Linked DNA regions of Homo sapiens: region 1 is linked to region 2. A link is an interaction called in ENCODE POLR2A ChIA-PET data of the cell type or tissue named here. Cell type or tissue: A673. All regions are shown on one strand. Links, peaks and the distances in the headings refer to the core of each region. The heading gives the core; the rest is flanking DNA.

Region 1 (16,116 bases), core at 8,135-10,634, 97 kb before region 2:
CCCCGCGTAGGCCTCCCAAAGTACTAAGATTACAGGTTTAAGGGCTAGAGTGCAGTGGCATGATCATGGCTTGCTACAGCCTCGACTTTCTGGGCTCAAATGATCCTCCTGCCTCAGCTGAGACTACAGGTGCGCACCCACCATGCCTGGCTACTTTTTAAAATTTTTAGTAGACATGAGATCTTGCTATGTTGCCCAGGCTGGTCTCAAACCCCTGGCCTCAAGTGATCTTCCTGCCTTGACCTCCCAACGTGTTGGGATTATAGGCTTGAGCCACTGTGCCTGGCCCAGGGGTCTATATCTAAATCCTAAAGCTTGCGGAAGTTCTTTCAGCTGTCCCCATGGCTTTGGGCATTATGAATAATAATCCATAGGACATAATTGGAAGGTGTTTCAGCTTAGGATGGATTGGACTTTTGAAAAGCGCCCCTTCTTATAGTCAACACAACATCTCATTCCCCTGTGAACTCACCCTTAGGGAAATCATTTTACTTTTGGACAAGTGAGACCAGATCCTCAGAGATAGTTTGTGACTCTTGCAATAATAATAGCAAATATTTCCTTAATCTTTTCTATATGCCAGGCACTGTATTATGTACTTTACATGTATTAACTCAAGGAATCCACATAACAACCCAATGAAGTAGGTACTATCCTTGTACCCATTACTCAGAATAGGAAACAGGCCATGCATGCTAGGTGATGTAAGCTAAGGATTCAGAGGAAGGAGAATAATAAATTACCCCCACTTAGAAAGTACTGGTCTGGGTTTGTGTGCTCTCTCTTCTGCCCACCTCCCTCCTCTCTCTCTGGCCCTACTTGTTTTTATTAATGTGGGGTTAATGCCGGTGATTTCATATACTAACCTTGATCATTGGGAAATGTTTCTCTCACGGGAAGGTATTTGGATGGGCATAGTACATTCTTTGGTTTGTCTTCTTGATCTCTAGTTTAGCTTACTTGTTAAAGATTTCCAGAATGATCTAGCAGTTAATTCCAGTTCCATTTTCCCCTCCACCTTTTTATTTTTAGTGAGGTCCTAATTGGATTTTTTTAATCTTAATTTTTTTAATTTTTACCTTTTTAGAGATGAGTTCTCACTATGTTGCCCAGGCTGGACTCGAATTCCCAGGCTCAAGCAATCCTCCCGCCTCAGGCTCCTGAGTAGCTGGGGCTACAAGTGTGTGCCACTGCACCCAGCTATAAATAGATTTTTATAATGTGATTTTTAAATTTTAGGGTATTAAGCTTATCTTAAAGTACAATCAAAGCCTGTCACCCATTTCATTTCTCTAATGCCTCCTTGAAGTATTTTGCTTTTGACTTCGGGGAAGAGCCTTGGAGATTGGGTACTGCATGATGCTGCAGGGAGGCCAGTGGTTTATGTTGTCGTCGTCCGTCCTGGAGTGCTTGCCTTAATGCTGCTCATTTCAAATGCCTCCTCTCTGTTTCCAAGGTTGAATTAGCATCAGGTCTTCTTTTACATCAGCCTTGTCTAATATAACTTTCTGTGTTATTCATTATGGTAACCACCAGTCACGTGTTGCTACTTGAAATGTAGCTAGTGGGGCTGAGAAACTAAATTTAAAATTTTTATTATTATTAGTTTAACTTTAAATGGCCAAAGTAGTGCAGATCTAGACTATGCTCCGTAAGGGAGGTTTTTTTTTTCTTTTCTTTTTTTCCTACTTCTAATTCTGACATAGGGCTGTGCTCTTTATGTATTTGTTAAATGCTTTCACTAGCTGAAATACAAGGAAAGTTAAAGTATTCCTTAAAGTCTTCCTCCCAGGGAAAACCGTTGTTAATAGTTGTATTTTTTAACTGTAGGATAAATTGCCAGTTTTTATTATCATTACAGTGATTCACCCTTGATTCTAGGGATCGGGCGTTACTCAAGGTTGTTGTAGATTTGGGAGTTTTAGGAGATGGAGGAGGCTTAGAATGCAGGTTATAAATGTAACAGAAAGAAGTATGACTAATACTGGTAAAAGTGTCTTTATAATGATTGTTGCGATATGATTGAATTTCTATCCTAATGCTTAAGAATCCTTAGTGAAAATGTGGGAAAGAGGATGAATCACTGTTTTCTCCCTTCCCAAATCCCAGATGATTTTGCTAGAATTTTAAGGATGGATTGAGTGTTCAGGTGATTTTGTCTTGACTTCTTGGGTTGGTTGGGATCTTTAAAGAGAGAGAGATTAAAAAGGATTTACTACTAGCAAAACTGAAAAAGCAGAAACATGTCTGCTTGAATTTTGAGTTTCTTTTCTCTTTGATAGTGGAAGCAGCATCTTAGGCCAGGTTCATTTTGTAACTGGTGTGGGTGTATGTATGCATGTGTACATCCGTCTCATGTTTGTTAAATTTTCTTGACTCCCTAACAGTTGTTTGTACTCCACATCATCAGTTTTGGTACCTTCTACTCGTTACTGAAAGGATATATTTACCTTCTCAGTGGGTTGGTGAAGATGGGGGGTGGGGGAGCATATATGGAAACTGATGAAAATGATAAAACCGTGGTGCTCCAAAGTAAAGAAAGGAATTTTTAAAAGCCTTTGAATTAACTGGAATGTGGGATCTTGGATTGGATCCTGGTACAGAAAAGGCAATAAATAGAAAAACTGGTAAAATCTGAAAGTCTGTAGTTTAGTTTTTTGTGCTAATTTCTTAGTTTTGACAAATACACCATGGTTATGTGAACATTAGGGGAAGCTGGGTGAAGGGTATGTGAGGACTCTGTAACATCTGCAGCTTTTTTGTATATCTAAAATTATTCCAGAGTAAGAAATTGAAATAGAAGCTGTGACTAGCAAGAGCTTCCAAGGGCTGTGACTTCACCAAGGGAGTGTGTTCATAAGTAGGGCTTCTCTCTAAGGGCCTCTAGAAGTTCTGCTTATCTGCCCACTTCCCTCCTTCAACTCAGTGCTCTAACCATGTGGAATGACTAACTCTCCCCAAAATCCATGCTTCTGGGCCGTTTCATACACTTCTCATCGGGGTATTCTCCTGCTACACCCTCCCCGACCGAACCAAAAACAAAATACATAAAGATCACCTAAAAAACAAAAAATGCAGCTTGACTAATTCCTTTTCATTCTTTAGGTCTCTGGCTTAGATTTTATTTTTTTCAGGAAGCCTTCCCTGACCCACAGAAGTCAGTGTCTTGTCTGAGTTTGCCTGCTGAGTGGAACCCTCATTGTGCTGGTACTTAGTACTTTGCCTTTTTTTTTTTTTTCTGAGACGGAGTCTTGCTCTGTTGCCCAGGCTGGAGTGCAGTGGCACGATCTCGGCTTACTGCAAGCTCCGCCTCCTGGGTTCATGCCATTCTCCTGCCTCAGCCTCCTGAGTAGCTGGGACTACAGGCGCCCGCCACCACGCCTGGCTAATTTTTTTGTATTTTTAGTAGAGACGGGGTTTCACCATGTTAGCCAGGATGGTCTCGATCTCCTGACCTTGTGATCCGCCCACCTCGGCCTCCCAAAGTGCTGGGGTTACAGGCGTAAGCCACCGCACCCGGCCTCAATCAATAATATATATATATATATATATATATATATATATATATATATATATATATATATATATAAAATATTGATTTTATACACACACACACACACACACACACACACACACCCCACAACAAGAAGTAAGGCTCCTGCTCACACCTTCTTAGGCTCCACTGGCAGCAGCTTCCCTCATGCCCTTGGGTAACGGTGGCTGTGGTTTGCTCTGTACCAGCATATATGCTGTAGATGGCCAAATCCCTGCCAGGGAGACAAACTCAGCACCATAAAGGTGAGAAAGCACATTTTGTAAGGCTTATTCTTATATTTCAAGGTCCCAGGGGTCCAATTTAGGAAAATGTTTTGTTTTTTAAAATCTGCTTAGTTATGTAGCATTATCTTTTCCTGTACTATGTGAATTTACAGCTCATTTTACCATAAAAGATAATGTGTAGGTTGTTTAAAACCTGTTCTTTGGCCGGGTGTGGTGGCTTATGCCTGTAATCCCAGCACTTTGGGAGGCTGAGGCGGGCAGATCACTAGGCCAGGAGATCGAGACCATCCTGGCTAACACGGTGAAACTCTGTCTCTACTAAAAATACAAAAAAAAAAAAAAAAAAAAAATTAGGCAGGGGTGGTGGCACGTGCCTGTAGTACCAGCTACTCAGGAGGCTGAGGCAGGAGAATCACTGGGGTGGAGGTTGCAGTGAGCCAAGATCACGCCACTGCACTCCAGCCTGGGTGGCAGAGCGAGACTCCGTCTCAAAACAAAACAAAGCAAAACAAAAAACCCTGTTCTTGGACTGGGCATGGTGGCTCACACCTGTAACCCCTGCACTTTGGGAGGCCGAGGCAGGTGGATCACCCAAGGTCAGGAGTTCGAGACCAGCCTGGCCAACATGATGAAACCCCTGTCTCTACTAAAAATACAAAAAATTAGCCAGGCATGGCCAGGCGCTGTGGCTCACACCTGTAATCCCAGCACTTTGGGAGGCTGAGGTGGGCAGTTCACGAGGTCAGTAGATCAAGACCATCCTGGCCGACATGGTGAAACCCTGTCTCTACTAAAAATACAAAAGTTGGTGTGGTGGCGTGTGCCTGTAGTCCCAGCTACTCAGGAGGCTGAGGCAGGAGAATCCCTTGAACCTGGGAGGTGGAGGTTGCAGTGAGCTAAGATCGCACCACTGCACTCCAGCCTGGGTGACGAGTGAAACTCCATCTCAAAAAAACAAAAACAAAGACAAAGAACCGTTCTTTAGTAAACCAATCAACAGCGATTAATTATATAAAATGTGCACCGCCTTAGGTGGTATACATAGCACTATCAGACATGGCTCCTGCTTTTGAATTTCTTACTTTCTAGTAGGGGAAAATAGAATATCCTCACCCCACAGTGTGTTACTGTGGCTCAACCACATGAATCAGGAAACAAGAGTAGAGGCCATTCGGAGCTTGCAGTGAGCCGAGATCCCGCCACTGCACTCCAGCCTGGGCGACAGAGCGAGACTCCGTCTCAAAAAAAAAAAAAAAAAAAAAGAGTAGAGGCCATTGTGGTGGGTGGTGAAACATTACAAGTACTAAAGCCATTGCTTCAGCTTTCTTTAACAGTGTGACCGCTGAAAAACTAAATGGTTAGTGTTTTGGGTTGCCTCTAGTGAGACATGGCTAGACGTGCAGATTCTAAGCAAAGGTTATAGGAACTTGAGGTTCTGTAGACCCTTAAGGGGTTGGGTCAGGGGTGTCTATGATGCTTTCAGAATGAGTATATGCTGAATTTTGGGGTCTGTATATTTTCTGCAGAGAGAGAATTTGTAGATTTCATCAAATTCTCAAAGGAATCCATGACCCAAAAAAGACTACAACCACTGGCTTAGAGTAACACTGAGCCCCATGGCCTCATTTTGTCTCCGTTTTACTTTACTGTTCTAGATTGAGACCTGCCTTTTATTTTTCCCTGATACTTATTTGGAGGGGTCCTTGATGCAAAGAACTCTATTGTTGAACATCTAAGGAGGAGTATGTAAGCTTTCTTTTTTGGAAGCTTGGGTATTATGGCTCTTAAATCTTCATCTTTTCTGTCATTGTTTAGTAAAAATGTCTTTCTATTTGAAATAATGATTACTGTATTTCTAGGTGCAAGTATTCATTCATTTGTCATGTATTTATATGCTGAGGCCCATGCTGGGCAGTGGTCATAGAGAGATGAAATGACCAGATCCTGGCCCTTAGAGGCTTTTAGTGATACACATGTAAGTGCTCAGAAATGGTAGCTGTTAGTCTCCTGGGAACAGCTATTATATAGTGTCATGGCCAAAGTCATAGAGGATATACAGGGTAGAACAGGAACACAGGAGAGGTTATCTAGACTATGTTTCATTGAAATTTCACTGTTGATTCATCTCATTAGCTCATTGATGGGTTGCAAACCTTTGCATGAGAGGGTGTAACAGATTAGGTGTTTGGGGCCTTTGCCAAACTGGAGAGGTACAGTTGGAAACACGACAGTGACTGAGGCTGTAGCTGTGACACATGTATTCAAATGGAACTCACTTAAAAACTATTGACTCTATTTCTCTACTTTTCTGTCGACAACAGTATACGGTTCTGTTTGCCCTTAGTCACTCAGGAGGTATTTATTGGATGCCCAGAGGGTGTGTAATACTGGACTGGACCCTTGGACTGGACTGTTTACTTACTAGAAGAGCAGATGGAAATGATTGGGTTGTGGCTCTTTGGCAATATTCTTTGCTGTCTCCCAGTAGTCAGTATGGTAATAAGCTTCCCTCTGGTGGGAGGTAGGATAGTTGGGCTTTGGAAATCAAAATACCAGAGTTCCAAACCCAGCTCTGCCACTTTCCATCTGGGTAGCCTTGGCCAGGTCAGTTGATACCTCTGAGCCTTGGTTTTCTGATGTACAAAATGGGGATATAACTATCACCCGCCCTCCAGGACTTCTGCCACATAGTAGAGCCCAATAAATGGAAGTTGTATTGTTACTAGCAGGTGAGGATTATAAACCATGGAGGAATTCCCTCACTTTATTGATTCATTAAGGATAATTATTATGTTGTGCAGAAGAAGGAGTATTCTACTTATGTGAATGGGGGAGTTTGGAATTCCTAGTTAGAAACAGTGGCTCAATCTCTCATTTTTGGCCACTTTTCTTAGGCTTTTTGCTAGGGCAAGTTTTTTTTTTTTGTTTTTTTTTTTTAGATGGAGTCTCGCTCTGTAACCAGGCTGGAGTGCAGTGGTGCAATCTCGGCTCACTGCAACCTCCGCCTCCCGGGTTCAAGCGATTCTCCTTCCTCAGCCTCCCAAGTAGCTGGGACTACAGGCTAGCACCACCATGCCCAGCTAATTTTTGTATTTTCAGTAGAGACGGAGTTTCACCATGTTGGCCAGGATGGTCTCAATCTCTTGACATCGTGATCTGCCCGCCTGAGCCTCCCAAAGTGCTGGGATTACAGGCATGAGCCACTGTGCCCGGCCAGGGCAAAGGTTCTTAATCCAGGGTTCCTGAATTTTTTGTGTAAGTCCATTCTATTTTCTGGGAGAAAGTGTTCAAGTTTTTATCAGATTGTCAAAGGGATTCTTAACTGCCAAAAGATTAAGAATTGGTTAACTGGCCAGGCGCGATGGCTCACGCCTTAATCCCACCACTTTGGGAAGCCGAGGCAGGCAGATTGCTTGAGTTCAGGAGTTCGAGACCAGCCTGGGCAACGTGATGAAATCCTGTCTTTACCGAAAATACAAAAATTAGCCAGGTGTTGGCCGGGCACAGTGACTCACAACCGTAATCCCAGCACTTTGGAAGGCCGAGGCAGGCAGATCACTGAGGTCAGGAGTTCGAGACCAGCCTGGCCAACGTAGTGAAACCCTGTCTCTACTAAAAAAAAAAAAAAAAAAAAAAAAGAAAAATTAGCCAGGCCTGGTGGCATGCCTGTTGTAATCCAAGCTACTTGGGAGACTGAGGTAGGAGAATCACTTGAACCCGGGAGGCAAAGGTTGCAGTGAGCCGAGATCGCACCACTGCACCTAGCCTGGGCGACAGAGCGAGACTTTGTCTCAAAAAAAAAAAAAAGAAAAAAAAAAAGCCAGGTGTGCTGGCACACACCTGTAGTCCTAGCTACTTGGGAGGTTGAGGTGGGAGGATCACTGGAGGGAAGTCTAGGCTGTAGTGAGCCATGATCACGCCACTGTACTCCAGCCTGGGTAACAGTGAAACCCTGTCTCAAAAAAAAAAAAAAAAAAAAATTGGTTAATGGACCTGTTGGGTGGGTATGGAGCCACAGTTGGTACCTTTGATCCTGAAATTGTCCATTATAATAAGATATTACTGAGAGCAATTTTCTAAAGTACGAAGTATGTAATGAAGATACAGGGAGAATATTCAGAAGTTTTTGTTGGCTGCTTTTTTTTTTTTTTTTTCTGCCAGGAGTAGGTGGGACAAGTATAAAGGAAAGTGGTATCAGGAGGAAGTAAGAAGTAAGAAACCACCTAAATAATTGTTAGCTGCTTGTCCTCATAGTTCTTTCCATAGGTTGATTCTGAGTTGGGGCGTCTCTGCACTGTACCTTGCAATCAGGCCGGACCACTTGCTTTTTCCTGAACACTGTGTTCAGGCTTTGTATGTTCATGAGGTCCCTCTGCCTAGAGTATCTCTTCTCCCAACATTTGTAAGTCCAGTTCTCCATGCATCAGAGCTTCCTGGTGTTGCCTTTTAGAGTTCTCATCAGCTTATAACTCCCTGGAGAGCACTGACTCTCATCTTCGGATCCTTCACCGTCATGGTCCTTTGCACATGGTAGGTGCTAAATAAAGGGTTGTGGAACTAAGTGAAGAGTGATACATATGAAGGAAACAAACACCTGTGTAAGGGAGAAGGCTATAAATTAAAATTTTCAGATACCAGTGAATTCTGCGGGGGAGCTTGGGAAACCCTTAGAGTTTCACTGACAACCTGAATAGGGGGAGGAGCCTGCCCTGAGTTAGGAAGCAGGAGTGTGGGGAACAGGTAGCCAGCCATAAGGTCTTGGCCAGGTCATATCACTTCTGGACTGGAGTTAACACCTTCAAAAACTGTTCGGGTTGGACTTTTTGAACATATAATAGAGGTGATGTTGATGAGCATCTACCGTATACCAGGTACTACTCTAGGTCCTGGGAATATAGTAGGTTGCCACCAGACAAGACCCCTTCTTTTCTAGTGGGAAGCATTGGGTGGGAAGTTAGTCCTTTCTAGCCTTAAAATGCTGTGATTCTGTCATCTGAAGAATGGGCACCAACTTCTGCTTGGGATTGTTTTGAGGATCAAATGAGAAAGCACTTTAAAGATTATAAAACACACTTACCTTGTTTATTATGAATACTTCTCTCCCCCCTTGGTTTTGCCCCCCTTGGTTTTGACTTAGGTTTTTTAAAAGTTTAAAATTGAATTGTACCAATAGGAGTATGAACTAATGATCCCAGGGTTTAGGTAGATTTGGGGACTTAAATCTTTCAATAAGTGATCCTTTAGCTAGATTGGGATGTAGGTTTGTAATATCATCTTCACCAGTGAAAAATGTATTGGGGGGGAAGTCCATTTATTTATGGATATTTTGGATATTTTGTTTCTGCCTTAACATAAGTTCGTTCGTTCGTTCTTTCTCTTTTTTTTTTTTTTTTTTTAAGATTTCAAACTGTCTCTGCCATTATTCTTAAATACAACTTTATATTGGTGAAGGCTGCTTGTCAGGGAAAAACCAAACTTCTCTACTGATTTGGGATTTTTTTTTACCATAAATTCAGGGTGCAGTTGTTCTTGAAGTGGTTCCATTTTGTGATTAGGCTGAGTATTTTTAAGCACAACTCTCTCCCTTGTCCTTAGAATTATCTCCAGTATCCTCAAAACAAAGAGCAAATGATGCAATTAGGATGCAATCCCTTGCCTGTGGATTTCAAGGAAAATTATTTTCCACACTACTTGGAAGCTCATGGACAAAGTCAAGCTTTCTTTAGATCTGGTGAACTTAGAAAAAATAACTTGATGAAGTGAGATTCTTACCTTGAGGTTAGTTTTTGAGAGTGGATCAATGATGTGAAATTTCTAAGATATTCTTGATTTATAAATATCACTTTATGACTCATTCCTTGGAGCAGTTTTTATTTTTTCCTTTGAAAAACTTTAGATGTAATTGACTTTGGTTTACACTCTATCCTGTTTTTTGGTTTTTTTTTTTTTTTTTTTGGAGACGGAGTCGCTCTGTTGCCCAGGCTGGAGTGCAGTGGCACGATCTCTGCTCACTGTAACCTCTGCCTCCTGGGTTCAAGCGATTCTCCTGCCTCAGCCTCTCGAGTAGCTGGGACTACAGGTATGTGCCACCACACCCAGCTAATTTTTGTATTTTTATTGGAGATGGGATTTCACCATGTTGACCAGGCTGGTCTAGAACTCCTGACCTCAGGTGATCTGCCCGCCTCAGCCTCCCAAAATGCTGGGATTACAGGTGCAAGCCACCACGCCCGGCCATACTTTTAGTGAAAGGAAAGCCATGTATCTTTTTCTGCTGTCTCCTATGTCATGTCTTACTCTGCCGTTTTGTAATGGTCCTTGAGATTGAGATAATAGAGAGAGATTTTCTAGATTTTCACCTACTCACTGATTTTTACTACAGGCATTTTAATTCCTTTAAATTTGAGACTGATTTTCTTCCCATAGTATTTAACTTATCATCATCCTTATAGGAGGGCCAGACCCTTAGGATTTATGTGAATACTGCTAGTTGGTAGGAAAGGTACTTTTCCTGAAGCCTTGAAAGAGTATTTCCAGAATAGTGAGCTTCATATTTTTTTGGTAACTTTTTTTTAAAGGTATACTTTCTGTGTAAATAGAAATGAATTTTTGCAATTGGATGAGGGGGAAAAAAGCTGAAATTTAAGGGCAAAATCTTTTTTTTTTTTTTTTGAGACGGAGTCTCGCTCTGTCACCCAGGCTGGAGTCCAGTGGCGCGATCTCGGCTCACTGCAAGCTCCACCTCCCGGGTTCACGCCATTCTCCTGCTTCAGCCTCCCGAGTAGCTGGGACTACAGGCGCTCACCACCACGCCCGGCTAATTTTTTTGTATTGTTAGTAGAGGCGGGGTTTCACCGTGTTAGCCAGGATAGTCTTCGATCTCCTGACCTCGTGATCCACCCGCCTCGGCCTCCCAAAGTGCTGGGATTACAGGCGTGAGCCACCGCGCCCAGCCGGGCAAAATCTTATAGCATCTTATCCCTTCTATGGTTTGGGAAATTAAGAAAAGTGCACGTTGGTGTTTTCTCACAATTTAATGCTCAGGCAAGTAAAATGATATCCTTAATTGCAAGTTACTGAAGTTGAAAGGCGACCATTTCCCATCAATTAGAAATGGTCTTTATGGTTAACTCTGGCAGAAATTCTGTTCTTCTGTGAGGCTTGGGTGATATCAGTAATCCTATTGAGGAGAGAGCATATTGAATCCTCTGACTTTGGGCAAATAATTTAGTCTCCAGGTCCCAATGCCCTTGTCTGTGAAATGAAGAGAATACTTACCCTTCCCGGGTGGATTTAAAAATCTGTGAGGAAGGCCAGGTGCGGTGGCTCATGCCTGTAATCCCAGCACTTTGGGAGGCTGAGGCAGGCGGATCTCCTGAGGTCAAGAGTTTGAGACCAGCCTGGCCAACATGGTGAAACCCCATCTCTACTAAAAATACGTAATTGGCTGGGCTTAGTGGCACATGCCTGTAGTCCCAGCTACTCGGGAGGCTGAGGCAGGAGAATCGCTTAAACCCAGGAAGCAGAGGTTTCAGTGAGCCAAGATCGCGCCACTGCACTCCATCCTCGGTGACAAGAATGAAACCCCGTCTCAAAAAAAAAGCTATAAGGAAGCCCAGCACAGTGGCTCACACCTGTAATCCCAAGCACTTTGGGAGGCCTAGGTGGGAGGATCACTTGAACTCAGGAGTTCAGACCAGCCTAGGCAACATGGTGAAACCCTGTTTCTACAAAAAATTAGCCAGGCGTGATGGTGTGCACCTGTAGTCCCAGCTGAGGTGTATCACCGGAGCCCGGGAGGTCAAGGCTGCAGTGAGTGGTTATTGCGCCACTGCACCTGCACTCCAACCTGGGCAACAGCAAGTCCCTGTCTCAAATAAAAGCTAAGAAGGCAAGTTTTGTAATAGTACTTTGAGCAGCATAAGGTACATATACAAAATATTGTGGGAAATATATTATGAAGTTTTGCATCTAGGTACATAAGAGACTGTTTCCCTCACAGTGGAGAGCTTTGGTAAAAGAGCAAGTGGATTAGAGCAGTTGTAGCTTCTGTTTTCTCCAGAAAGCTCACGCTGTGCAGCAGCTGTTTTTGTCCATTCTGGCTTTGCAGCAGTGCAGTATTGGGGTTAAGCCACGTGTGTGGGCCTCAGAGGCAGGCAGCTGGGGCCATACTAAGCCGGGTGATCTTGAACGAGTCTCTTGACCTCTGCAAGCCTGTTTTCTCATCTGTAAAATGGGGATTATAATAGTAGCTGCTCTGTTGGGTTACTGTGAGAAATGCTTAATATGGATTGTAGGGCATGATTTCCTATGGTAAGGTTTTTAGAAGTAATAATGGACCAGCTAAAAATGTTCAAGCATTTATCTACTGGGCATGTTGTCTTTTTTTCTTTCTTTCTTTTGAGACAGCTTCTTGTTCTGTCACTCAGTCTGGAGTGCATTGGCGCGATCTTAGCTCACTGCAACCTCCGCCTCCCAGGCTCAAGGGATCCTCCCACCTCAGCCTCCCAAGTAGCTGGGACTACAAGCGCATGCCACCACACCTGGCTAATTTTTTTTTTTTTTTTTTTGGTAGAGATAGGGTTTTGCCATGTTGCCAGACTGGTCTTGAACTCCTAAACTCAAACAATCCACCCGCCTCAGCCTCCCAAAGTGCTGGGGTTACAGGCGTGAGCCATCGCGCCCAGCCTTCAGCATGTTGTCAAAGGAAGTATGAAAATGACAACAACTGATGGCCCATTTTCATCAGTCATCCTGGAAATCAGCAAGAGTCAAGCTGCTTTGTGCACTTATTGGGGTGCACTTATTTTCTCCAAGGTGTCCATTTCATGAGGCATTTTTTGTTAATGGAAAGCTGGGTTAGCAAATGCAGTGATGAAGGGCCATAAGTATAGTTTTAGTAGTTGTTAACCCTTGAAGGTAGTGGGTTTATTTTGTCTTTTTTTTTTTTTTTACGACCTCCAACACTTTCTATTTATCTTGGCTTAATATAATACCTGAAAATGAATTTTAGTTAAGACTTAGAGATTTGTCTAAACAATCTCCAAGCAGGTTGAAAACTGAGACTTTCAAGAGCCAGGGGATTTGAGTGTATTCTGGATTAACTTGGTTCTTCATCTTTCCAAGAAAGGTAAACTGTGTTCTAGGCAGTTTTTGTAATGGGATTTTCAGGCTAGATCTTTAACCAAAAAAAAAAAAAAAGAGGCCCTACAGAAACTTAGAAACAGCCTTTACAGGGTCAAGGGGAGCTTTGACAAGGAAGAGGCAAAAATCTCTGCCCCATGTGTCAGTTGAACTTCTTCCACCTTCCCTCACCAGTGGCTACATTTCAGGGCTGAAAGGGCTTTGGAATCCTTTGCTGAGTGCTTTGGATGAGATTTGTTTTCAAGTTGCTTTTTAGAATTAGAGTGACCATTTACATGGTTTTCATTCCCAATCTGTGAATTCCAAAGCCTTATACCAGTCACCAGGCAGATACGTTACCTAAGAAGTGCCTACTTTTGGAGGCCGAGGTAGGTGGATCACCTGAGGTCAGGAGTTCGGCTAACATGGTGAAACCCTGTCTCTACTAAAAATACAAAAATTAGCCGGGCATGGTGGCGCATGCCTGTAATCCCAGCTACTTGGGAGGCTGAGCCAGGAGAATCACTTGAACCTGGGAGGCAGAGGTTGAAGTGAGCCGAGATCGCGCCACTGCACTCCAGCCTGGCTACAATGCGAGACTCCGTCTCAAAAAAAAAAAAAAACAAAAAGAAGTGCCCTCTGTGTGTAAGGTTCTGAGGAAACATAAAGGAAGGATTCTCCCAATTCCACAAAAACTCGATTTAGTCAAAAAAATATACTTATTGACTTTCCTAAAAAATTAAAAAGAAAAACAACTAAATACACAGCCAACTAGCATCTTCATTTTTAGAACTCAAAAATTAATTGGAATATACCTAGGGAGAAATTTTCTGGAATTTCATTTTCTGGGATATTTTTTAAAATTGCTAGTCCTCATTCCTTTGTCATTTTATATTTCATTTTCCATCTTAGTTAATATTGCTGTTTTTATTTCCTCATTCTCTGTTATTGTATCAGTTATTGTCCAATCAGGAAAGTAGAAACCACTCTAGATAGTTCCAGCAGGAAGGGACTTAAATGCAAGGGATTTATTACAAAGGTGCTGGAAAGGCTTGGGAGGAGCAAAATGCAGAAGAGGGTTGTTATCCAGAGATGAGAAAGCTGCCTGTGGGCTAGAACCCAGGAGCCTCCATGCACAGATGAGCTGCTGCTGCTGCTGCTGCTGCTGCTGCTGCTGCTGTTGGAGCTGTATTGCTGCAGTTCACCAGGAACCCAGAAGCCAAAACTGCGCTGATGTGCTGGAACCTGCGGTGTGTGTAGTTGCCTGCATTCTTCCATAGTTGTTCACTGCTCCTGCTGCTGCTGCTCCCCAAGACAGAGCAGTAACAGGAAAAAAGTGGTGTTATCCTTCCACTTGCCAACCAATCTCCAGCCTTTGAAAACCTAACTGTGGAAGCCAGCTGGCAAAGGAGTCTGGGAAATGTAGTGTGCAGGCTTTCAGTTCTGCTGATACGGAGGAGAATGTAGAAGGGCGCGTTTGACCAAATGAATGCTGTAATTGCTTGGGTGATGCATTTCTCATAACGGAGATGGGCAGAGAAGGCATTATTTTACACTGATAACATTCAGAGAGGTGGAGAAGAGGCACAGTGGCATTCCAGATAAGGGGATAGCCAGAGTGGTGGTGTGGAGGCAGGAATGCTCATGGCATGTTCAGAGAATAGCTTAGCTGGACCATAGAGTTCTTTTTGAAGGATAGCTAGAAATGAAGGTAGAAAATAAGGTTGGGTTCAAATTGGATTGAGATTGTGGTAGTAAAAGCTGTCTTACAATTAACCCATGTTGGGTGTGGTAGCTCACGCCTGTAATCCCAACATTTTGGGAGGCTGAGGCTGGCAATCATTTGAGCCCAGGAGTTCCAGACCAGCCTGGCCAACATGGTGAAACCTTGTCTCTACAAAAAAAATACAAAAATTAGCCGGGCATGGTAGCACACCCACACATCTAGTCCCAGCTACTCAGGTAACTGCAGCGGGAGGATCGCTTGAGCCTGGGAGGTTGAGGCTGTGGTGAGCCATAATCGCGCCACTACACTCCAGCCTGGGTGACAGAGTGAGACCCTGTACAAAAAAAAACAAAAACAAAAACAAAAACAAAAAAAAAAAGAAGAAGATTAACCCATAGCACTTTACACAGTGATTTGAGCTGGGATAGACCAATGAGGAAACTCTTATGATAGCTCAAGCTTTAAGGGCTTGAGGACTGTGGTAAAAACCTGTACATTCAAGACAAAGTTGTCTTGAATGAATTGTTTCTGTCTTAAGAACTGAGGCTATGGTAGTGGAGTTGGAGATAAACAGTTCATTCAAAACAAGCTTTTAACTGATGTACCTGTCAATGGCTTGGGGCAAGTAATTGGAATAAATAATGAATTCTGATTTTCTGTTGATTTTTCTATATAAATTGAATTTGTTGATTACCTTATGCTCTTGAAAAGGTCTTAGTTCTCTCTTTTTTATGCTTTTACTTCTCTGGGATAATGCCTTGATAAGTTAGACTCATCATGGTATTGTTAGGATCTTCCTTGAAGTGGCATTAAATTCACTTTGATCATAAACTTTATTCATAAATTTGTTTTTTGTTTTTTGGGTTTTTTTTTTTTTTTTTGAGATGGAGTCTCACTCTGTCACCCAAGTTGGAGTGCAGTGGTGCAATCTCGGCTCACTGCAGCCTCCTCCTCCCAGGTTTAAGTGATTCTCTGCCTCAGCCTCCCAAGTAGCTGGAATTACAGGCATGTGCCACCACACCTGGGTAATTTTTGTATTTGTAGTAGAGACGGAGTTTTGCCCTGTTGGCCAGGCTGGTCTCGAACTCGTGGCCTCAAGTGATCCGCCCACCTTGGCCTCCCAAACTGTTGGGATTACAGGCGTGAGCCACCATGCCCAGCCTTTATTAGCCAATTTGAAACCTGTGCAACAAGTTCTGCAGGGCCTTGATAACTTGAGGTAATACTTAAATTACTTGTGGACAGGTTTTTGGTTTTTTCTTTGGACACTAATTCATTAATTCCATTTAGGAGGTATTTATTGAGCCAGCAGTGTGTGTGGTGCTGAGGTCACATGAGGAGCAGAATAGATAAGACATTAAATCCCCATCTTTTTGGAGTTAACAATTTAATGAGAAATAGAAATTAAAGAAAAAAAAAACATTCCTCGGCCTTAGGGCCCTTGCAGTTGCTGTTCAGCTGCCTGGAATGCTGTCCCCCAGATGCCC
Region 2 (16,116 bases), core at 5,657-8,156:
CCAGCGTCCTGTTTCTCACCTGGGTTGCCAGCTCCCTGCAGCCTTGGTGGTGTTTGCAGCCTGCTCTCAGTTTTTTTAATCTTTTTTTAATTGATGTCTAATTAGTAGTTACGATAAATTGCACTAGCCAAGCAAATGCTACCTTTCCTAAATTACGCCGTGGTATTGTGTACGACAGCAGCAGGGTTGCTATTTTAAAATGGGATTGCGTAAAATAAACATGTGCCCAGATGACAGGAAGTACTAAGTTGATGATTAATTGATGCTCTGGTACGGCCTCGTGCTTTCCAGTGCTTCCATTTGTGTGACGATCCATCTAGTGAAGTTTCAGCAGGTCCACACCACTGATAATTGCCAGATCGCTAATTTGCAGTTCGTCTCCTGCCCTCTCATGCCGGGGCCGGTGGCCATTATGAGGCAATGCAGAGCAGTCCTCAGTCCCGCTGAAGGTCAGGGTCACCAGAAGGTGATGTGCGGCCCTCGGCTGGCCAGGTCTTCTGCAGCTCGGAGACTGCCTCTCTACACTGAGACTCAGGAACGGTGACATTGCTGCATTATTCCGGACTCTTGAGACTGGTGCTATTTGTCCTGTCATTTTCTTTGTATTATGTAGGGCTGATATTCAGGGAAAGGGAAAATAACTTAGATTTAGTTTTATTTGTTTTTTTCAAATTAGGAGATGAAGACTTGAGCCTGCTGACACATACCCAAGGCTTGCTCATATGTGAAATAGGTAGAAGTTTAAATATGTCTTGAGAGCAGTTGAGAAAAGAGTCAGTGGAAAAATTACTAACTAGTGCTGGTGAGCAGGGTCTCGACAGCACAGGGGGTACGGGTGTGCCATCTCAAAAGCTGCCCTGGTGCTTAGGCCAGAGGGCTTCACCCAAGTGTGGTGCTGCTTCTGAGAAACGGGGGTGCTGTGGTCTGTACCCCAGCCTGGTGGATTAATAGGAAGCAGCAGAAGCTTGAGCCAGGTGTCTTCTGGAACACTAAGGAGGCAGGACAGTGGCAGAGTCCCCGGACTCAGACCACTCTGCCTCTTAGCAGCTATGATCTGGGGCAAGGACTTCACCTTTCTGAATCTTAGTTTCCTCATGTGTGTATTCTCTACCTACCCAATAGCTCTTCCCATGAGGTGTGGGAGATTAAATGGCATCATCGTTTATTTAATAAACAAGCAAATGGTGGATGGGGACAAAGCACCTAGCTCAGTGCACAGCGTGTGACCACTCTGATATGGAAAGTGCCAGCACTCTCCCAGGCGAGTACAGCAGTGGCAGCTCCTTTGTAACTAGGCGTTGCTTGGTAGGATGTCCCTGGGGTTGGTCCATTAACCTCCTTTTCTCTCGGGGAAAGGGCCTTGGTGCAATTAACAGCTTTTAAGCCAGAGAATTGATGCCTCTTGCTCCAGTGTTCTTGAAGCCTCAAGAAGTCTGGGACCCCCAGAAAACAGGCAGGCCAGTTGCTTTTATCTTGCCTGATGGCTGTCTCTCCAGAGGTAGCAGTGACAATAACAACCAACACGTGGCTCTCGGAAGCCTGACTGACTCCAGGGCCCGGTGCTCTCTACTGTCGGCACTGTTTCTGTTGTCCAGGGGCAGCACCCACAGTGCTTCCTCTGTGCACCTTCAGCAAGACAGAGTCGCTCAAAGCCAGTCTTCAGAAGGGACCCAGGGTTGCTTTAGCCATGAGACCCCATGTCAGTTTTCACAGTGACTTCACTGTCCTTTCGACAAAGTCCTTGAGATCTTGATGGCTCACAGTGGACTTCGTTCCCAGGACAGGGTGAGTGGACTCAGTAGACAGCTTGGAATCCACTCTAAGCTGAACAGTGCTCCTCTGCCCACGGTAGGATGGGGAGGGAGTGGGAGCCCATCCTTCCCTTGATATTTTATTCTAACTTACGTATTTAATTGACTTTTACTACTTTTTTTCTTGTATCACACTATACACCAAATAAGTTCCAGAATGATCACAGAATGAAATGATTTTTTTAACTGATAAAAAGAACTAGAAGGAAAAAAAACAATAGCTGATACAGGAATAGGAAAAACCTATTCTAAGCATAAAAACCAAGGAAGACATCATAAAGGAAATGGCTGGTCTTGAAAGCCTAAAATTTTTGAATTATATACTTCAACAAATTCAGTAAACAAAATTAGAAGACAGATAACAAAAAGGAAAAATGTAAACATATATAACGTTGATATAATTACTTAATATTCATAGACTTTCTCAAGTTCAAAATAAGAACACTAGGAAAATTAACAAGAACATGAATACGATATTCACAAAGTAAGAAATACCTATTTCCAGTAATCTGTTAAGCTTTTACTAGTTGTCAAAAAAACATACTTGTGAGTTAATTTTATTTATTTATTTATTTATTTTCAGACAGAGTTTTGCTCTTGTTGCCCAGGCTGGAGTGCAGTGGCACGATCTTGGCTCACCACAACCTCCACCTCCTGGGTTCAAGCAATTCTTCTGCCTCAGCCTCCCGAGTAGCTGGGATTATAGGCATGTGCCACCACACCCACCTAATTTTGTACTTTTAGTAGAGATGGGGTTTCTCCATGTTGGTCAGGCTGGTCTCGAACTCCTGACCTCAGGCTATCCACCCACCTCGACCTCCCAAAGTGCTGGGATTACAAGCATGAGCCAAGTGCTGGGATTACAGGCGTGAGCCACCACACCCTGCGCAAGTTAATTTTCTAACAGTAAAAACTTGGAAAACCCTGTATCACTTTTTTTTTTCTTTTTTTTCTTTTTTTTTTTTTTTTTTGAGAGAGTCTCACCTGTCACCCAGGCTGGAGTGCAGTGACGCAATCTCAGCTCACTGCAACCTCCGCTTCCTGGGTTCAAGCAATTCTCCTGCCTCAGCCTCCCAAGTAGCTTAGATTACAGGCGCGCACCACCACACCCAGCTGATTTTGTATTTTTAGTAGAGATGGGGTTTCACTATGTTGGCCAGGCTGGTCTCGAACTCCTGACCTCAAGTGATCCTCCTGCCTCAGCCTTCCAAAGTGCTGGGATTACAGGCGTGAGCCACCGCTCCCAGCCAACCCTGTATGATTAACAGCATGACTATTCTTACAGTGATCATATACTTTGGTGTCTTTAAAATCATGTAAAAGAATAAGAACTTGAAGTGATTAAAATAAATTCACAACATACTTTGTAAGTGAAAGTAATTGGGTTAAAATATATACTACCTCTGTTTTTTAAATGAAAATGAAAAACTCAAGAGTATACATCAAAATATGAACAGAAGTTATCTTTAGCTGCTGTGCTTCTATAGTCTTTCCATTTTTACCAAAAAACAAATACTTTAAAATTTTTAAGTGAAAAAGAAAATGGAGGTCAGATGGGTTGAAGCATCTAGAAAAATCAAACGAGAGTGTGCTGAGGCCTGCTCCTCTCTTGTGGTGGGCACCTCATGGACTTTCCCTGGCTTTCTCCTTGTCTTCGAGCCCAGCCCTCCTCATTCTCTGCTCTCCAGTTCCTGCTCCTAAGACCCTGCCTGTTTCTCCTCAGGACTGAGCACGGAAGGCATCTACCGGGTCAGCGGGAACAAGTCTGAGATGGAGAGTCTGCAGAGACAGTTTGATCAAGGTAAAGTGCAGCCTGGCCAGGCATCCGAGGCCAGAGCTGGTCAAGGCAGACACAGCTGCCTCGGTGAACTGTCTGTGGGGCTTCGGAGCACTCCTGCCAGCACAGACCCAAAGCCACGAGGTGCTGAGACTGAGAAAGAGACCATGTGTGGCTGCAGCGGGGAGGAGGGGACCGGGTCCTGTCAGTGAACCGAAGCACCATCCCTGCCCAAGCTGGGTCATGTAGGCCACTCCCCACACTGCCACTCACAGATGCTCTTCCAGGTTGCCCGGGCACATGCCTCCCTCACCACACTGAAGAGCTTTGCCTGTTTTCCCATGCAGAGCTAGTTGCAGGCACATGATATACAAGTCGGGTTGAGATGTGATCCTGTTTTGCCAGGGCCTCAGATCTACCCTCCTCACAAAGTCCCAGCACCAGAGAAAGTGAGGGACCATCGTGTGAGGAGCTGAGCCCTTGGGACAGAGACCCAAGTTACATAGCTCTTGGCAGGGACTCCCTTCTCCTAAGCTGAGCCAGCTTCAAGAGGCCTAAAGTCAGGCAGCCAAACTACCTCTTGGAATTGCCCACACTGTGGGATGAGAAGCCACGTCCCCCAGTGCCAGAAGCAAAAGCACCAGAGCAGGGCACATTCCCATCTATCAGCAGCCAGGGCAGGAGGCACCACCCAGAGTGGACACCACACCCACTTCCCAGGTGGGCGGCCCTTGCGCCTTGCAGCACCGCAGTCGGGCTCAGCTGGCCGGCAGCAGGCAGAGGGGACCGCAGGACAGGGAAACGCCTGCTAATCTGTGGGAGACACGAGGCCAAAGTGAGGGTAGAGCCCCCAGTGTGGGATGCATTTGTATATATGGGAGATCCTGTACCAGCTTACCTCCCCCATAGTGGAACCTGGTACTGTCCATCTGTAGAGATTTCTTCGTCATCAGGAACGCACTGAAGTATGTATGCAATGAGAAGGAAAGCATGACATGGGTCAGCGGTGCCTGTGGCTGGGAAGGGCCAGAGAGAGAAAAAATGAGCCTATTTGCCCTCCCACCATAGGGGACAAGGATGGAGGCAGCAGTCACAGTGGTTGCTAACATCTTTGTGACCTACCTGGAAAGCGAGCCACCCTTTAGGAAAGCCGCCTCCTTCTTCTGTGATGGGAAGGGAGTAAGGAAGAGGCAACAGCATATCAAAGCCAGATGAAGGCAAGCTCCTGGCACCAAAAACCAGCATGTGGGGGTAGCACCCCTGCCCCGAGAGTGGTAGAAGGGGCAGTTCAGCAGTCTCGGAAAGAGGTGCTGGGGCCAGCCCATGCCTGAACCTCAGAACTCGCGTTAGCGCTCACAAGTCCCACCCCTCCAATCCTTGCCAGTCCTGAGGCCGTCTCTGGCTCCTTGAGGTTTCTCTAGCCTCTCCTGAGCCCCGAGTTGTCCTGATGCTTCTGCCTGGCTTAGAATGGTTTGGCCTCACTCTCCTGACTTCCTTTCAGACCACAACCTGGACCTGGCAGAGAAAGACTTTACGGTGAATACCGTGGCTGGTGCCATGAAGAGCTTTTTCTCAGAACTGCCTGACCCCCTGGTCCCGTATAACATGCAGATCGACTTGGTGGAAGCACACAGTGAGTACCGGCAGCCCAGTGTTGGGCGGATTGAGGGAGAAAGGGCTTGGCACTGGAAGAATAGGTCCTGCCCTCAGAATGGATGCTGGCTGTTAGAGCTGAGGTTTGAAGGACAGAGGGCAAGGGAATTAACCAGATGACAGCAATGGGACTTGCAAATCGGGCTCCTGCCCTTGTAGACCTTAGGTGCTTATCTGAGGGTTACACCAAGAGAGTTGCAGGTTTCCCCCAAACTCTCATTAGTTAAGAGCATGGTTTCGGTGTCAGACTTGGCTCCTTCGCTTGTGGCCGACTTAACCTTCCCTGCCCCTTGTGTCCTGCCGTTGTTACCATCCCTACTCCTGCGGATGAAATTCTATTCGGAAAGGCCTAGAAGTGAGGCTGTGAATAGCCTATTTAATAGTAGGTCTTATTTTTCTTTCCCCTCTTCTTACCTGTCTTCTCCTACCTCTCATGTAATGAAGTTAACATGGGTCTAGGGTCCTACAGCCTCTTAGGAAGCCGGCCTCTGGAGGGAAAGAGATGACTCCAGTGGCCCTGGCCAAGTAATCATTTGATGCTGTAGCAAATTAGCACCTCTGGTTTTAATGGTATCCTGTGTGCCATGCCACCTTGCCTCATCAGTTGTTCCTGCCCCAGCCTGCCTCTCTGTAGAGGTGTTTGTCCAGATGGGCGAGCCTTCTCACTGGCCAGCCTTTCCCTGGACTTTGTGTAGTACCACAGAGGATGCCTGACCTCTCAGAGCGTCCCACCATGTGGCCCTCACTACCTTTTAAGTCATCAGCAGCCTTCCTGCTTTGTGCCTCTGGCAGGCCAAGACCCAGCAGCAGCCCTTGCTGTGCAGCTGCAGAAGGGAGTGTCTCTGCTAGCTGCCCAGAGATCACAGCCACCTGTGATCCAGCAACCAGAGGGTGGGGAAGAGGAAAGGAGACGTGTTCCTCAGGGGCAAGACATTAGTCTCATCTTGTCACTGCCCACCTCTAAAGAGGGAGCTTTAAACAAGCACAATTTATTCACAAGCCTGATGGTGTAGGCAGAAATTTGAGGGAGGTGATGGATCAGCATGGCCCCGAGTCCTGGGTCACTGACTCTTAGTAGCATCTGAAGGAGACAGGTGTGCAAGAAGCCCACCCCTGAACTGTCAGAGCCTCAATAGTGACAGGGCTGCGGGGCCTCCAAGCTCATCCTTCCAGGGTCTGCACTTCCTATGGTGTCTGTTTTCACAATCTGGATGCCACCTTCACCTTATTCTGTCCACACTCTCTTAGCTGACTGGAATTGTTCACAGCTCCTGACCCTATCTAAGCCCACAGGGATGGGGCAGGAGAGCGTGGTACTCCTGGGAGGGTCATAGAGTAGCCTGCTTTCTGAAGACGGGAGTCAGGGTTTCTCCAGGGGAGTTAGTGGGTGGGGACAGTTGCAGGCTTCTCCCCTGATCCTGCTGTCTGAAGATAGAGGCTTTCCCAGCAGTCACTTCTCCAGCAGGCTCCAGGCAGGCACAGATGTGAAGTCGCATGGGAAATCTCTATTCTGGAGCCAGCTTTCTTTCCACGGAAGCTTGTCTCACAGTGGAAGTTAGGAAAAGAGGAAGGCGTAGACTGATACCCAGTTTGCTGGAAGCCGGGAATTCCTGTCTGCATTTGTCTTGACTTGGCGCCATCTAGAGGTGCGTGAAATCCTGCCACCCGGCAGAACCCCATTGTTTCTGCGGGAACTGCTGACACAGCACCTTTTTGTGTAGGGTTGTGGGGCCGGCAGGAACGGGAGGTGCTATTGATAGGGAATCAGCCACCCTTCCCACAGCAGCTCTCACCCAGCTTCCACTGCTCAGGAGGTGGCTTCTGGCCGCTGCTACTGCAGCAGCCTGGGAAAGGGTGGAGGTTTCCCACTTCCTCTTCCCATTGTGTGTTTCCTGTCCCCGACGGTACTCAGCGGGGGCTCCGTTGTCTTGAACCTGACCGAAGCGGGTGGGAGAGGAGAAGATCTTGCTGACATGGCACCTCTCCCGGCCATAGCAGTTGACTGAAAAGCTGGGCTGTGGATGTTGCAGGGCCAGGTTCAACTGAGCCGCAGATACCAGGCAGTGCAAAAGTTAGTAGTGTTAAGGGATATTATGGAAAAAAGATGATTGTGCCCCAAAGTAGCTCTTCCCAGACTGGCTGGGGTTTCCATGGCTACATCAACTTGACCAGTTCTTTCTACTTAATCCCTGAGAGCAATTGTGTCTCTATATGTTCAGGCCTTGGAACCAGTTTCAAATCCCATCACAACAAATATCAAGGTCACTAGCAAATGGTTTTGTTAGCTCCAGAATTTCACAATATTGAACACTGCTGAAAATGTACTCGCAAAATAGAGACGTTTGTGATTATTTGCCAGTTATTTTCCTCCCACACTCAAGGTGACACGTGGGAGATTCAGAAATGAACAGCAGCAGCAACCGCACCGCCCATGGCCTGTGTGCCTGCCTAGGCTGGGCCCGGCTCTCCACGAGGCACTTGATTCCCACCACTGATCTTCCTTTGAGGAAGATGGTATTATAATACATCTCCATTTTACAGAGAAGGAAACAGCTTCTCAGAGGTGATACAGCCTGCCCAGGGTCACACCGCTAGGGAGTGGCAAGCCGGGGCTTGAGTCCCTGCGTACGTGGGTGCAAATGAAGTTCTCTGAAGACAGAGCAAAGCTGAGCTTGAAGTGCACAAACCCCAGCAAGGAAGGCGCGAGGAAGAGGGCTTCACAGGGGAGATGGGCCAGGGTTTCAGGAGGCAGAAGAAAAGGCTTGCGCTGCCTGTTCTGTCTCCTACCTGTAGCCCACCCCCACCTTCAAGAGTCGCTCTTGCCTGGTTTCTCCCCGTCTCTGTGACTCCCTCCTCCCTGCCTATCTGGAGTCGACCCCGTCCAGCTGGTGTCCACAGGCCCTGTCCTATGGCTTTTGTGCTGGAAGGGGTGCTAGAGCTGGCTCCGTCTCAAGCCAGAGGGTCAGGACCAAAGGACCTGTGGCTCCAGGGTCCGCATTAACTCCCTGTAATAGCTCACAAAATTCAGTCTTTTTAATTTAAGGAGAGACCAGTCATTTTCATCACATTGTTGAAGGGGATGTGTGACCCGAACATGGTTCAGGATGCCAGCTCATTGTCTCGGCCTTTCCATTTGACAGATGAGACTGTTGGGGCTAGAGATAACAGTGCAGCCTAGGTTACCAGGGGACGGCCCTGCTGCTCTCTGGGCTCTTGTTCACCAGCTGCCTTGGGACGTTACTGGTTCTGGGATCCTGCCTTCCTTTGATCTGTCCACATAGCTGCCCGAGGGCACGGGGGTGCTTCTCACACCCACGTACGGGGTCATTAATTTCACAGCTAGCCAGGCCCCGTGTGGACAGGGACAGATGGCAGTGGGCACACACATATGTGGTCCCAGGCTCAGTCTGGTGGGACAGGACATTCAACAGGTGATTGCAAAGCCGTGTCTCCAGGGGAAGGACAGCTTGGATTCTCCATCCTGAGCCCTGCAGAGTGAGGTCTTGGCCTTGGAGTTGTTTACCACCTGGGGCGGGGAGAGCCGACGCCGGACGAGCCTGCGTGATCACTGAAGGGCTGTGACCTTGAGCCGGGCTTTCCCTTTCCTGGCGATGCAGGCGTGCAGATGGTCAGCGGCGGCCAGCAGGGACTTTCCTCCAGGCACCGAGCTGGCAGCAGCAGACCCAGGCCTAGAGCTTGGTTGGCAGCCTGGCTGCCAGTGATGGCAAGTGGCGCAGCACAGCCAGGGCAGGAGTGTTCTTTGGGAACAGGGTCTCTGCCGCCACTTTGTTTGACCTTGGACCGGTATTCTGGCTTTGTGAGGCCTGGTGTGTCTGTTTTGTAAGAGGTATGGGAAGCTAATCGGTAAGGTCCCTGTGCCCTCTGTCTGTCCCCTCCCCTCCCTCCTGAGTTCTTGGGGTCTCTATTGTACTAAATTGCTGGATCTGTGTCCAGGCTGTCTTGGTTCAACTGGCCCAAAAATGCCTCCCTTGGACGTTTCTTGTTGTCTCAGTCGATGGCCCCTAAGTTCAAAAGTATGATGTCCCAGGAAGAGGTGCAGCTCCCAGCCCACGCCCCCTGAGCAAGAGCAGAGCCACCTGGAGCCAAGCCAAGCAAAGGGGTGAGCGCAGTGTGGAGGCTGGGGTCTCCTCCATAGGCCACCTTCTCTCCCGGCCCACGCCCCTGGACTCCTGTCTACCCCTGACCACACACTGGAGCAGGATGGGTTGTTTGTTGTTGTTGTTGTTGTTAGAAAAAACTAAGTGTCTTGACTCCCAAAGGGCAGGCTGAGGGAGCAGAGGATGTGAGGATCGGGCCCTCCACAGTCTGGGTCCTGAGGGGACTCTGAAGGGGGTGGAGGTTACACCAAAAGTCTGGACGAGCGGACCTGGGAATCCACAAACCAGCACACGCCAGGTGTGGGGAGAAGCCACCCTGGGCACCTGTACCATGGCGGGTCCGGGTTGCAGCAGCTCACCCAGGGCTGGGTGCCCTGACGGCCCTGTCCCAGTAGGGACACCAGGGAGCCCATTGCCCCTGCTGTTTCTTTGGCCAGTGTAGACACCTGGCCGGGCGGGCTACCTATTGAAGCTGGGGGTCCCTGTACAGCAGGGCTCCACTGAAGATGGTGAGTGGCTGCCCTGAGTGTGCCGCTGCCCTGTGACCAGGTCCACACAGACTGTGGCCCCAGCCTTCGGCAGCACCATAGGGTAGAAGGTGTCCAGGGTGCACGGGCTGGGCTGGCTCTTGGCCACCAGCTTGTTCCCCAGGCCTCTGGCTTGGAGCCTCGGGAGTCTGTGCTTGACCACACCCAGGCCCAGGTTGGAGCGGGATAGCCCAGTCAGCACCGTGCTCAGCAAGTAGCAGCCAGCCAGAGGCGCCGTGAACTCGCCGGGGATGAGGATGGTGGTCAGGAGGGGAAACAGAGGCAGGGCCAGGAAGGCCTCGAGGAGCCGGCCCAGAGCTCCTAGACTAGAGAGGCACCCACTGGGTCCTTTCCCCTCTTTCCACTAGACCGTAAGCGGCAGGGAATTTGGTTTTTGTCCCCTACTGCATCCCCAGTGTGTAAAATAGTACCCAGGCAGGAGCGGGTCCCCGTAAATATCTGCTCCTCCCACCCACTGCGGATGAACAAATGACCCAAGGAGGAGGGGCCTCCCAAATCCGAGAATGAAAGAATTCGCATTGTCTGACAAGGCAAGAATGGGGCGCTGTCACCACACAACCTCACCCATCCCCACGTGCTCAGCCCAGCCCTTCTCATGCTCACCTGCCTCTGGGTCAGAGTCACCTCCTCCCTCGCTGAGGACTGTTGAGGGACCTGTGCCTGGTTCCAACCAGGGCAGCTGAAAATGCCACACAGGGCACAGACACTGCTGGTGCCTCCCCCAGTCCTGAGTCAGGGGAGGGTGGGTATAGAAAAAAGGCTGGGTACAGTGTGACTGGGTACAGTGGCTCATACCTGTAATCCCAGCACTTTGGGAGGCCAAGGCGGGCAGATCATGAGGTCAGGAGTTCGAGACCAGCCTGACCAACACGGTGAAACCCCGTCTCTACTAAAAATACAAAAATTAGCTGGGCCTGTAATCCCAGCTACTCAGGAGGCTGAGGCAGGAGAATTGCTTGAATCTGGGAGGTGGAGGTTGCAGTGAGCCGAGATCGTGCCACTGCACTCCAGCCTGGGCAATACAGTGAGACTCCATCTCACAAAAAGAAAAAAAGTGTCCTAGCTGGTGAAGCCAGCACCCTGGAGGCCCCCCATCCCCTGTCCTGTCAGAGGATTACTACAGTCAGAGAGGGCTCTGCCGCGTGCAGGGAGGCGGGGACCCAGAGCAGATGGGCTAAGCTGGGAGACAGGCCTGGGTCCCATCCACCTTTGCCATCACCAGCCTTGTGGCCTTCTCTTGGCCTCTGGAGTGGGTTTCTCAGCCACCATATGGGTAACGCCCAGCCCCACCTTCCACTCGGGTCTGCGGTCAGGGCCATGCACAGAGCACTGTGAAGCTGTCCTGCCAGCACTTGGGCAGCACCCAAACCTAAGCAGCTACTGGTGCCTTTGCCATGTGAAGAGGCTGCAGCTGGAGCCTAGAGTAGGTCCCTCCCCAGAGAGGCCCTAGAGGGGTGAGGGCAAGCTTTGCTTAAGGAAAGAGGTGAATGGGGCTGAGTCAAAGGATGTTCACAAGGTCGACCTTGCTTTTAGTGTGGGCCAGACTTGAGCAGAAGGGCCTCTCGCCCTCCTTGACCTCTGCCCAGCGAGCTCCTAGTGCTGCTCAGTACTCAGGAGCACCTGGACCAGGCAGCCAGTGGGGAGGGGAGCAGGCGAGGAGACTGGCCACCCGCTCCTCACTAGGCGTTCGGCTGAGGTGCATATGCAGAAGGAGGCTGGGATTCTAGGGGGCAGCCCCTAAATTTATTTTTTTTCTTTTTGAGATGGAGTCTTGCTCTGTCACCCAGGCTGGAGCACAGTGGCACGATCTTGGCTCACTGCAACCTCCATCTCCCAAGTTCAAGTGATCCTTCTGCCTCAGCCTCCCAAATAGCTGGGATTATAGGCACACGCCACCAGACCTGGCTAATTTTTGTATTTTTAGTAGAGATGGGGTTTGGCATGTTGGCCAGGCTGGTCTCAAACCCCTGACTTCAAGTGATCCACCCACCTCAGCCTCCCAAGTGCTGGGATTACAGGCCTGAGCCACCGCGCCCGGCCCCTAAATTATTATCAATGCAGGCTTTGTAACTCCCACCCCTGCCCCTCCCCACCCCCTGAAGAAGAAACAAAACCACCCGCCTTGCTACTCATCAGATAGGAAGGAGAGCAGGCATCTCTGGCAGACCTAGGCTTTGCCAGCCCCGTTTCCTGCCTCCAGCCAGAGGACGGGATGAGACCCAGCTCTTATGTAAAGGTGCTACCACTCGATGCCTAATTAAGACAAACACAGCTGTGTTTGGGTCGTGCAGGCACCTACGGAGAGACCTGTGTCCTCCTGTGCCAAGCTAGCAGCTGGAAGGGGGCATGACGATTTTATTAAGTGAAGCTTTACACCACACACATGCTGCTTGTGTTTTCTAATACGGTCTTCTGTCCTCCCTACAGCAGTTTACTTTGTTTATGTAAACATTTTATTGTAAAATGACAATGAATTGTTTGAAGACTCAAGGTCGTAGAAAAGAGTGTGCCCATGGCCGGGTGCGGTGGCTCACGCCTGTAATCCCAGCATTTTGGGAGGCCGAGGCGGGTGGATCACCTGAGGTCAGGAGTTCCAGACCAGCCTGGACAACGTGATGAAACCCCGTCTCTAGTAAAAATACAAAAATTAGCAGGCGTGGTGGTGGGCACCTGTAATCCCAGCTACTTGGGAGGCTGAGGCAGGAGAATCGCTTAAACCTGGGAGGCAGAGGTTGCAGTGAGCTGAGATCACGCCACTGCACTCCAGCCTGGGCAACAGAGCGAGACTCCATTTCAAAAAAAGAAAAAAAGAAAGTGCCCTTGAGGTGGAACCCTTAAAATAAACCTTGGATTCAGAGAGATGAAGCTGCTCATAGCCCAATAACTAGCTCCCAGGACTTTTTTAGTCATTTCTGATAGACAGATGTTACCAAGACACTGCTCTTATCAAGTCACACTCTCAAGGCCACAGATTTGCCAGGTTTCATTCCTCCTCATTAGGCTGCCCGGGAGAGCTCCTGGAGCTCTGTCCCTTCCAGCCCTGCGGCCTCCCTTCCCCACAGGCTCCTGCGAGTAGACTGGCTCCCAGGTGCCCTTATTTTGTGTCCAGCTGTGAACTCTTCATTTAATTGCCAGGTGTCACCGAATGAAGGAGGCACTGTCCACAGCCCCTTTTACAGACAAGGAGACTCACCCTAAGGTGTCACTTGCCCAAGGTGACACGGTTGACGCGAGAGGCCGGATTTGTACCAGGGCCATCTGAGTCAGGATCTGGACTCCAGACCACCACAGGACCTTCCTCCCTGCTCAGCGTGCCCGTCATTGGCATTCTGTCTGCTCTTCCAAGTCTCACTCTCACCAGGGTGCTTGTGCAACTCCCCCAACTCTGACCCTCTGGGTACGTCACCTGCTGCAAGGTGACTAGGAAGCTATGGGTTTCCCAAAGAATGCTTGCTTCAGGGCTGGGCGCGGTGACTCACGCCTGTAATCCCAGCACTTTGGGAGGCTCAGGTGGGTGGATCACGAGGTCAGGAGATCGAGACCATCCTAGCTAACACGGTGAAACCCCGTCTCTACTAAAAATACGAAAAAATTAGCCGGCGTGGTGGCGGGCACCTGTAATCCCAGCTACTTGGGAGGCTGAGGCAGGAGAATGGTGTGAACTCAGGAGGCGGAGCTTGCAGTGAGCCGACATCGCACCACTGCACTCCAGCCTGGGTGACAGAGTGAGACTCCGTCTCAAAAAAAAAAAGAAAAAAGAAAGAAAAGAATACTTGGTTCAGGGAGTCCGCACCCCTCCCGGATTCATCAGCAGAATGGCACACATATGTCTCCGGCCGAGACGGTCTGGCACCATCATCTATCCCAAAGGAGCCCGAGCCCCCGGGCCCATTAGCAATCATCTGCGCTTTAACAGGCCTCTCTTCACCACCCCCACAGCCGCCAGCTGTGAGGTCGCTGCCATCTCCTTCGTGAGACCCTCCTGTGGTTCTTCTGAGCCCTGGAGTCCACGAAGGAAACATGGGGGCATCTTTCCCTGCACAGAGAAATCTGTCTTAGCCAGCTGGGCTCCAGGTGGGCTCTGGGACGTTTGTGCCTCACCAGCCCCGATGCCCTTCCCAGTCAAGGTGGGCCACACCCACTCGGGGATGGCAAGCCCAGTGGCCACAGCTCAGGCCCCACAGCCAGTCCCAGCTCTGCAACTTCTAAACTCAGATACTTCATCCTCAAAATGGGGTGACGAGTTCCTGCCTCACACGATTGTGGGGACTCATGGAACTGGGCCTGGCGCGGGTTACAAGCTGCATTCCAGGCAGTTGTTTTCCCTCCCCCAGGACATTAGGATTCCATGATAGGCAAAGTGTGGGCGTTGGGGGAAAAGGGGGTGCGTAGTTCCTTTGGTGAAGTGCATAAGAATTCCCCCACTGTTTCCATCAGCCCCTCCAACGGGGATGTGTGGACGGTCCCTGTGTCTCTAGGAAAAGGACAGAGCCTTGGTCTCATGACCGACTGACTCCCTCCCTCGAAGGCCTGTTGGCGTGGGTGGGTGGCAGCGGCCGCCCGTCTCCATCTGGTCAGGAAGCAAGCAGGCTTTCTGCGTAGGGATGCCTGTCTCCAGGGGCAACCGGATGAGCAAAGAATGGTGTTCTTTATGGCGGAGTGTCTCCAGATTGTTCTGTCTTGGGTGGTGGGGGCCAGGAAGCCCCAGGCACACAGTGCCGCCCTTCAGCGGGGGCCTGGGACACAGAGGTGGGCCAGACCCCTGGGCCAGTGCCACTGCCAGGTGTGCCAGCCTTGGGCACAGGCTTTGGGGGAAAGAGTGGGGTTAGTGTCATCCAAAAGCCCTGGGCTGTCCTCAGAGAAGGCCCATCACAGAGCACGCCCTGGGGTGGCCACCAGCCTCGGCCATGAAAGGCAAGGCTTTGGTTTTCTCTCTCCTCAGAAATCAACGACCGGGAGCAGAAGTTGCATGCCCTTAAGGAGGTATTAAAGAAATTTCCAAAGGAAAACCACGAAGTCTTCAAGTATGTCATCTCTCACCTAAACAAGTAAGTCGCAGGGCCTTCTGGTTGGTTTTTCCTCCTGAAAATTGACAGCCAGGGTCAGTGTGTCGCAGAACAAGGCTCTGTCCACAAGCCAGTAGAAGCCTCAGGCCCTGGCCTGGAAGGGGTGCTGGCTGGCCTCCCATGGTGCCCGCTGGTCTCGGTGCCCAGAGCCTCTGCCTCTCGCCCATCCTCAGGCCTCCCTCCTGCTCCTGTCTGAGGGCAGCCCACGTGGCCTCAAACCTGCCTAACACCAGATAGGGCACTTAGCTCCAGCGGGCATGGGGCCTCTTGTAGGCCTGTGTCCCAAAGCTGGCAGAGAGAGAAGATCTTCTGGTTGGTACTGATGCTCCAGAAATCTTCTCCTGAATCAAAAACACCTCAGAGTCCCTGAAAGTCCTCTCACAGCATTCACGTTCCCAGCTGGGGAGAACCGGGACACTGCACCTCGAGAGATGTGCTGCAGGAGACAGCCAGCCTCCGGCATGGAGCACAGCCGCAGGCGGGAGGCCGTATGGTTGTTCCCTGAAGTTCCATGTGTGTGGAGGAGATCTGCTGGCCGAGTGGCCTCTGATGGCGCTCTGGCTTAGGACACTCAGCCTCCCTCCCTCGTCACAGCCGGAGCACCGCCACTGCTTTGGCTGGCTGCAGAGTGAGTCCCTGAGGTGGTCCATCCACCCCCAGGGGTTTGCGGGGCTCCAGGCAGCCTTTCCGAGGTTGGCCATGTAGAGGCACTGGGCTGGAGGGGAGAGGACACTGAGGGCGCAGCCTCCCAGGCAGGGCAGGGTACAGAGAGCTGCGCATGGCCTTTTCTGCTCCACCTGAGGGAAGAAAGGTGGGCTCAGCCTGGGTGCTGAAGACCATGAGCGCCCAGGGCCAGGTGGGGCCCTGCACAGTTCTGACCATTGAGTTTGGTGTCGCCCGCAGGGTCAGCCACAACAACAAGGTGAATCTCATGACCAGCGAGAACCTCTCCATCTGCTTCTGGCCCACCTTGATGAGACCTGATTTCAGCACTATGGACGCCCTCACAGCCACGCGCACCTACCAGACAATCATTGAACTCTTTATCCAGCAGTGCCCCTTCTTCTTCTACAATCGGCCCATCACCGAGCCCCCCGGCGCCAGGCCCAGCTCCCCCTCTGCCGTGGCTTCCACCGTCCCCTT

What was found. ChIA-PET counts read pairs that join two places held together with the same protein. Peaks named below come from ENCODE experiments on the same cell type or tissue, not always from the same donor. Only the 100,000 strongest peaks of a DNase experiment are listed, where the experiment ranks them.
Region 1: POLR2A ChIA-PET joins it to region 2 with 12 read pairs; 8 of 35 experiments call an interaction of 5 or more read pairs at or near these places.

What each region holds. Positions count from the first base shown.
Region 1 is chr19:46,884,730-46,900,845 of GRCh38, forward strand. The region is part of intron 1 of ARHGAP35 (Rho GTPase activating protein 35); the gene reads left to right. Among named protein-coding and RNA genes, the nearest start is that of ARHGAP35, 32 kb to the left of the region's middle. RefSeq lists a silencer at 8,266-8,345. In A673, for the core only: no CTCF peak of the experiment used is centred there; a DNase peak (open chromatin) is centred at 9,412; H3K27ac peaks cover 2,297 bases.
Region 2 is chr19:46,984,455-47,000,570 of GRCh38, forward strand. It overlaps ARHGAP35 (Rho GTPase activating protein 35), which reads left to right. Exons shown (of 7, transcript NM_004491.5): 4 at 3,535-3,612; 5 at 5,090-5,221; 6 at 14,850-14,955; 7 at 15,877-16,116. Among named protein-coding and RNA genes, the nearest start is that of NPAS1, 27 kb to the right of the region's middle. In A673, for the core only: a CTCF peak has its summit at 6,903 (motif pointing left); a DNase peak (open chromatin) is centred at 6,997; H3K4me3 peaks cover 347 bases; H3K27ac peaks cover 2,229 bases.